2 separate regions of the Homo sapiens genome follow, and region 2 is linked to region 1. Evidence: chromatin loops called from intact Hi-C (ENCODE). Cell type or tissue: PC-3. All regions are shown on one strand. Each heading gives the region's core, and the rest is flanking DNA. Links, peaks and the distances in the headings are about the cores only.

Region 1 (2,925 bases), core at 234-2,733:
AATATAAAATGTCAACGTTTAAATAGTAAATTAGATTGACTCTTTCAGATTTGTTGAGTATATAAATCTGACATTAATGAGATATTAATGAATAGTTCTGGAAATTTGGCATCTCAAAATTAATCCAAGTAGATACAGTATCTGTTTATTCTAACTGGGATTTTAAAATCCTGACACTCTCCAACCCTCCCCCCACCCCCCCGACAAAAAAATGCTTGTCTATATAATCAATTTTATATTATGTAGGAGTATATTTATCTACGGTTTCTTTTTAAAAAACTTTTTAAAGTTAAGATTAAATTTTTTTACATTAAAATAAAACTTTCTTTAAAGATTTAAAGACAGTTGCTTGACAAAAATTTATGTACATATATCTCCTGGGCAATTTTATTTATAAGGACTTATTAGACAATTGTTTAGAAAAATTAAAAATAGTCTGTTCAATGAGTAATACGCAAAATTTTTTTAAATGATGATAGAGCCATGAATAATGAGATTTTCTAAGAGTATTTAATAATTTGGGAAAGTGCTCATGATATGATATTAAGTAAAATGAATAAGATAAAAAATGGTAGATATGGTTCATATGGGAGGATATTTTCTTCTTGGTAATGGAAGATGCTGATGGTTGACCAGACCACTGTCTTTAAGGCTCCATTTTAAAATGAATCATATGTATTTTTGTAGCTGTGAACCTTATCCTCTATGCTTCTTTCCCTTTGAAAATCGAGCACTCTCTTTTTTCCCTTTACACAGAGCAATATATCTGCCCAGTAAAACAATAAAAATGATGGAAATTATTTGGGTAATGGAGATTAATTTGCAGTTTATTCAAAGATTTTGCATCTTTCTTTAATGCTTTCAACAGGGCATAGTCCAGGGTGCTAAACTAAAACAAAGGTGCTAGCTTGAAATCTTCATTTATTTAAAATCTATTCACCTTCCTTCTTTTATCATGAAAAAATACAGTAACTCTGACTTCATTAATAACTAAATTACCTTGAATCTTTGGATTTTAAAATTGTATTATATGGCATAATTTATTAAAAGGTTAAAAGTGGATTTCTAGGAGTTTAGATATGAGCGGTTTTTTTAACCTAAAATATTTTCAGGAAAAAAAGTAATTCAAACTTTGAAATTATATGATAGTGCTATTATTCTTTTTATCCCAAACCTTCATTTCTATCAGCTGTATAAACATACTTGAGAGAGCTAAGTATACAAATGTCCAACCAATTTCTAATTACTTAGTTATTTTCATCATTGCTGACGGTCAGTGGGTTTTCAATGTAAATATTTTACATGTACAATGAGAAAGAGACACAAGAACGAAAGCTTGAGAGGGTTCATTCTCTGCTGCTTGCAATAGCGCGTGGAGGACGAGGGCGGGCAAATCTGGGCCTTAGAGCGCCACCCCATGGTAGACTGGGCGAAGGGCACTGCAGGGGTGTGCTCGGCCCTTTGGCCCAATATTCTCCGCTTTGTCCGCCTGAAGAGCTTCCTTCACTCGGCTTATTTAAAACATCAACAACTCTAAATAACTTACCTTCTCTGCACCAGTGGTTGAGTAATTGCTGAATTTAGGAATCCCTTTGAGTATTTCGTACTCTGACTTTTAGAAAAGGCTTCCCCACGCCTGCCTCCGCCCAACCCCAGGATAAAACACAAAATGTGTGGGGATCTGAGTAAATAAATAATCTCACAACAAGGAAAGTCTGTGAGCTTGTGAGCCTGGGCTACAAAATTCCCTCTCACAAAAAGTCTGGTTTAATTATCAGCTTCAACATCTACCATCAGCATTCATACTGTCTCTACGTTGTTACTTTGCAAAAGATCATAAGATTGGCTAAAATTGCCAAAACCAGTAAACAAGAATAAATGCAATTAAACTTTCTGGGGTGTTAAACCAGAATTTGCACGTGTGGGTCGTTATCAGCTTAGAAAATTAGAAAATAAGGAACAGTACAGAACAGGATTAGAAAATTAGGAACAAAAGCAAGGCACTGTGAAATGGCAATTAAATTCTTGCTTGACTTAAATACCTTTCTTTTATAACAGCTATACATCCCTTCCATTTTTATCCCAGTGATTTCTTTTATCTAAAGTAAAAAGAACATTACCTTTCTTGAGTTCATTCCAAAATTGTTTTTTAGGGTAACATGGAATAATACAATTGAAAATTCTGTGTGTCAGTTTCATACCACATTAGCGGAATAGAAATGTGTTAATAATGTTAACTCTTAAGGCTATTTGTTTGCATCAACTTTTAAAAATGTTTAAATTGTTGTTACCTGTTTCAATATTAGTAAGTTCTCAAGACTCCCACACACAATGGAAAAAAATTCATTTACAAATGTAACAAGCCCCAGTAGAGGCATTTCTTCAGGCAATTCCCAAGGAAAAGAATTGGGACAAGGAGTCAGATGCAGGGGCCCCATCTAGCATTTCCAGATCTACACACCCCCTTTCTGTCAAAAATCTTCCAGGTGACTTCACAAATGGCTTTTACAGGTATAATTGGGGTGAAAACCAGCAACATTAGGTGAGGAGATATAAATTCCGTAAAGAAAATAAAAAGTCAAACAGTGGAAAACTTCCCAGGAAAGCACTTGGAAAAGTGGATAGGAAGAGTAGTTACATGGCAGTTTTCTGCCCGTCCCACCCTCCCTTCTAACGACTTCTTTTATGTCAACAGAACTGCCACTTTACTTATCTCAGGATTTCTCTTTTTCAGGAATGGTGATGGTATGAAGAAAGTATTTTTAATGAGCAGAGCCATTGTTTGCTCTGCTCTGTCCTCACCCCTCAAGAGAATTTCCCTTATTATTATGAAAACTTTTTATCTTAAAAGATATTACATGTTAATGGAACTGTCGTTTAACAAATGTTTTATAAGTGTACCAATCAAGCACATTGTCGAAATAA
Region 2 (2,925 bases), core at 289-2,788, 260 kb before region 1:
CTTTTGTAGGGATGGTTTATTTTATTGCTCTTTTCCTGGCTTCCATGTTGAAGTTTGAGCTAATGGTTTTTAGTTTTTCTCATTTGATGATGTTACAGTAGGTACTTCAGACATGAGCAGGGCAGGAGAAGCCCCCCATCCACCAGGAATGTCAGGTGACTATCAGGTATGGTCAGGCTGTTGTTAAACTGTCTCTCTAAAATATTAATTGCTCGCAGCCAGCAACAGGGAAAGGCAGTCTCTCCCAATAGAAAGAAACACCCGAAACTAGTGATCAGCAGCTTCCCAATAAGATCTCAGGAGTTGGGCAAGTGGGCTCAAGCATGCGCATTCAGAGGCCAAATGTCAGAGTTTAATTGGTATCTGGCCTTCTCTAGGAATGCTAGACTGGTAAGGGAAAAACGCCTCAAGTGAGCATGCGCACAACTTCAGTCAACACTAAACACACTGCACGTGCAGCGCCTCCCAAGTGCTGGCAGGCCGCTGTGCATGCGGACAGCCCACCCCAAGGAAAGAATTAGGAGAGAAGCAATGCAACCCCGGAAGCATGCCAATGTATAAAACCCCAAGTCAAATGTCAAACGTCAAACGTCAAACTGCACACTTGAATCTCTCAGGTCACCCACTTGGCCCTTTTCCAAGCGTACTTTACTTTCGTTCCTGCTCTAAAACTTTTTAATAAAGTTTCACTCTTGCTCTAAATTTTGTCTCAGTCCCTCCCTCTGCCTTACGCCCTCCATCGAGTTCTTCCTTCTGAGGAGGCTAGAATTGAGGTTGCTGCAGACCTGTACGATTCACTGCTACTAACAATGATAAAAGCACTTGAATGTTTAAATTTTTTTATATGTTTTCCCGCAAGTTTTGATACGCAGTAATTTCTTGTCTTTTAGTTCTTCATATTTCATATTTTCCTTGTGATGTCCTTTTTAACCTAAGATTTATATTGTATTTTGTCTAAGTTACTGGGCATATGGGGCTATTTTAGTTATTCTTTTGTTGTCATAACAGGTTTGTTGCCTGATGTAGAGCAAGTAAATACACCGAGACACAGGCACACAGAAAGAGGTTTAATGGTAAGCAGCTGTATGAGGAGAAGGGAGGAAACCCCAAATGTGCCACTCCGCGGAGTATGAGGCTAGGGATTTTAAAGACTTTGAAAGAGTAGTGGGCCAAAGTATGGGGACTGTTGATTGGTTGAAGAGTGCAAAGTGAAGTTATGGGATGGGAGATAAAGGAACTACATTCTCATGCTGATTGGGTTCTTCTGTGAGGGTCTTCAAACTGGTTGATGGCAGCCATTCTGCTGGAATTCAGGATCTGAAAAACATCATAAGCAATTCTTAAATAAAAGCTTTATGATTCTAAGGTCAGATCTATGTATAGGAACAATGGAGATGCACATGGTCAGTATCTAGTGCTCTGTGTCTTCTGGTTAGTCAACAGCTATAAGGGAGTGAGACAAAGTGCAACCTGATTAATATTTATTATGTGTCTGTCCAGAATCTGTAATTCTTGTTAACCTTGTAAGGATGGTTCCACTTTGTTATTGATTTTTAATTTTGTTGCATTAGTGTAAAAGAATATAGTCTGTATGAACTTTATGACCTCAATCTTGCATAATTTATTTAGGCTTCACATGTTTTCCTGCACAATTTTGTGAATGTTTTATTCTCAGTAAGAATATGTTTTTCTGTTTATTAGTTGTTTAACTTAGTAATAATGCGACTCAGATTTTTATTTTCTTTATTTACCTGATCTGTCAGATTCTGAGAGGGATGTGTTCAACTTCCTAATCTGTAGGTTAATTAATTAATTCTTTTCCATAGCTCTAGCACATACATACACACACATATATGTATATATATGCTATCTTTTATTAGTATATTTTTGTATTATTGACTTATTTTTCTTTCCTGAGTATATAATACTTTATACTTTATGTATACATTATCTTAACCGCTACTCTTTTTTTAGTTTGTTTGTTATGAGACGGAGTCGACTCTGTCACGCAAGCTAGAGTCCAGTGGTGCAATCTCAGCTCACTGCAACCTCGCCCCACGCCCCACCCCCTCTGGGTTCAAGCAATTCTCCTGCCTCAGCCTCCTGAGTAGCTGGGACTACAGGCACACACCACCATGCACAGCTGATTTTTTTTTTTTTTTTTTTTTGGATTTTTAGTAGAGACGGGGTTTCACCGTGTTGGCCAGGCTGGTCTTGAACTCCTGACCTCAGCTGATCTGCCCTCCTCAACCTTCCAAAGTGCTGGAATTACAGGCGTGAACCACCGCGCCTGGCTAACTCTACTCTTCTGATATTAAAATAACTAATTCCGTTTTTGTTTTTTTTTTCTGGCCAATATTGGCCACTAACGTTTATTAGGTTGCTATAATCTAATAAACGAAAATCAGAAATTGTGTTATCTTGTGTATAAATCCCTCTTTTCTGTTTCATTTTTAAAATTTTCTATATTCTAATGTACTATTTGATGAGTTTTGACAAACGTATATACCTGTGTAACTACAATCCCAATTAAGATCTAGAAATTTTGTTTCACCCCCTGAAAGTTCTCTCATATCCCTCTGTAGTCAATCCATTTCTCACCCTACCCCACCCTAACTCTAGCAAACTGAACTGATTTTTGTCACTAAAGATTGGGTTAGGCTGTTCTAGAACTTCATATAAATGGGGTCATCCATTCCATTCTCTTGCACCAGGCTTCTATCGGCTCAACATAACGTTTTTGTGATACATCCTATGAGCATGTATAGTACATTCCTTGAATGTAGTCTATAGAGGAAAATTGTTGCATTACATTTTATTACACTACATTACATTAAATGTAATTTTAAAAATACATTTTTAAAATGTATTTAGGCAGAAATCAATAAAAGTCAAATACAGTCATGCAACACATAACAACATTTT

The links. Peaks named below come from ENCODE experiments on the same cell type or tissue, not always from the same donor. Only the 100,000 strongest peaks of a DNase experiment are listed, where the experiment ranks them.
Region 2: it touches region 1 in a loop (12-fold over the local background); 9 of 110 quality-filtered maps call a loop at or near these places.

Annotation. Positions count from the first base shown.
Region 1 is chr6:84,421,052-84,423,976 of GRCh38, reverse strand. It overlaps LINC01611 (long intergenic non-protein coding RNA 1611), which reads left to right. Exons shown (of 5, transcript NR_132100.1): 5 at 2,735-2,925. All of the region lies in intron 1 of LOC107986620 (a long non-coding RNA gene), which reads right to left. Among named protein-coding and RNA genes, the nearest start is that of LINC01611, 52 kb to the left of the region's middle. In PC-3, for the core only: CTCF peaks have their summits at 1,202 and 1,401; no DNase peak of the experiment used is centred there.
Region 2 is chr6:84,679,633-84,682,557 of GRCh38, reverse strand. No RefSeq gene overlaps it. Among named protein-coding and RNA genes, the nearest start is that of TBX18-AS1, 8.4 kb to the left of the region's middle. In PC-3, for the core only: no CTCF peak of the experiment used is centred there; no DNase peak of the experiment used is centred there.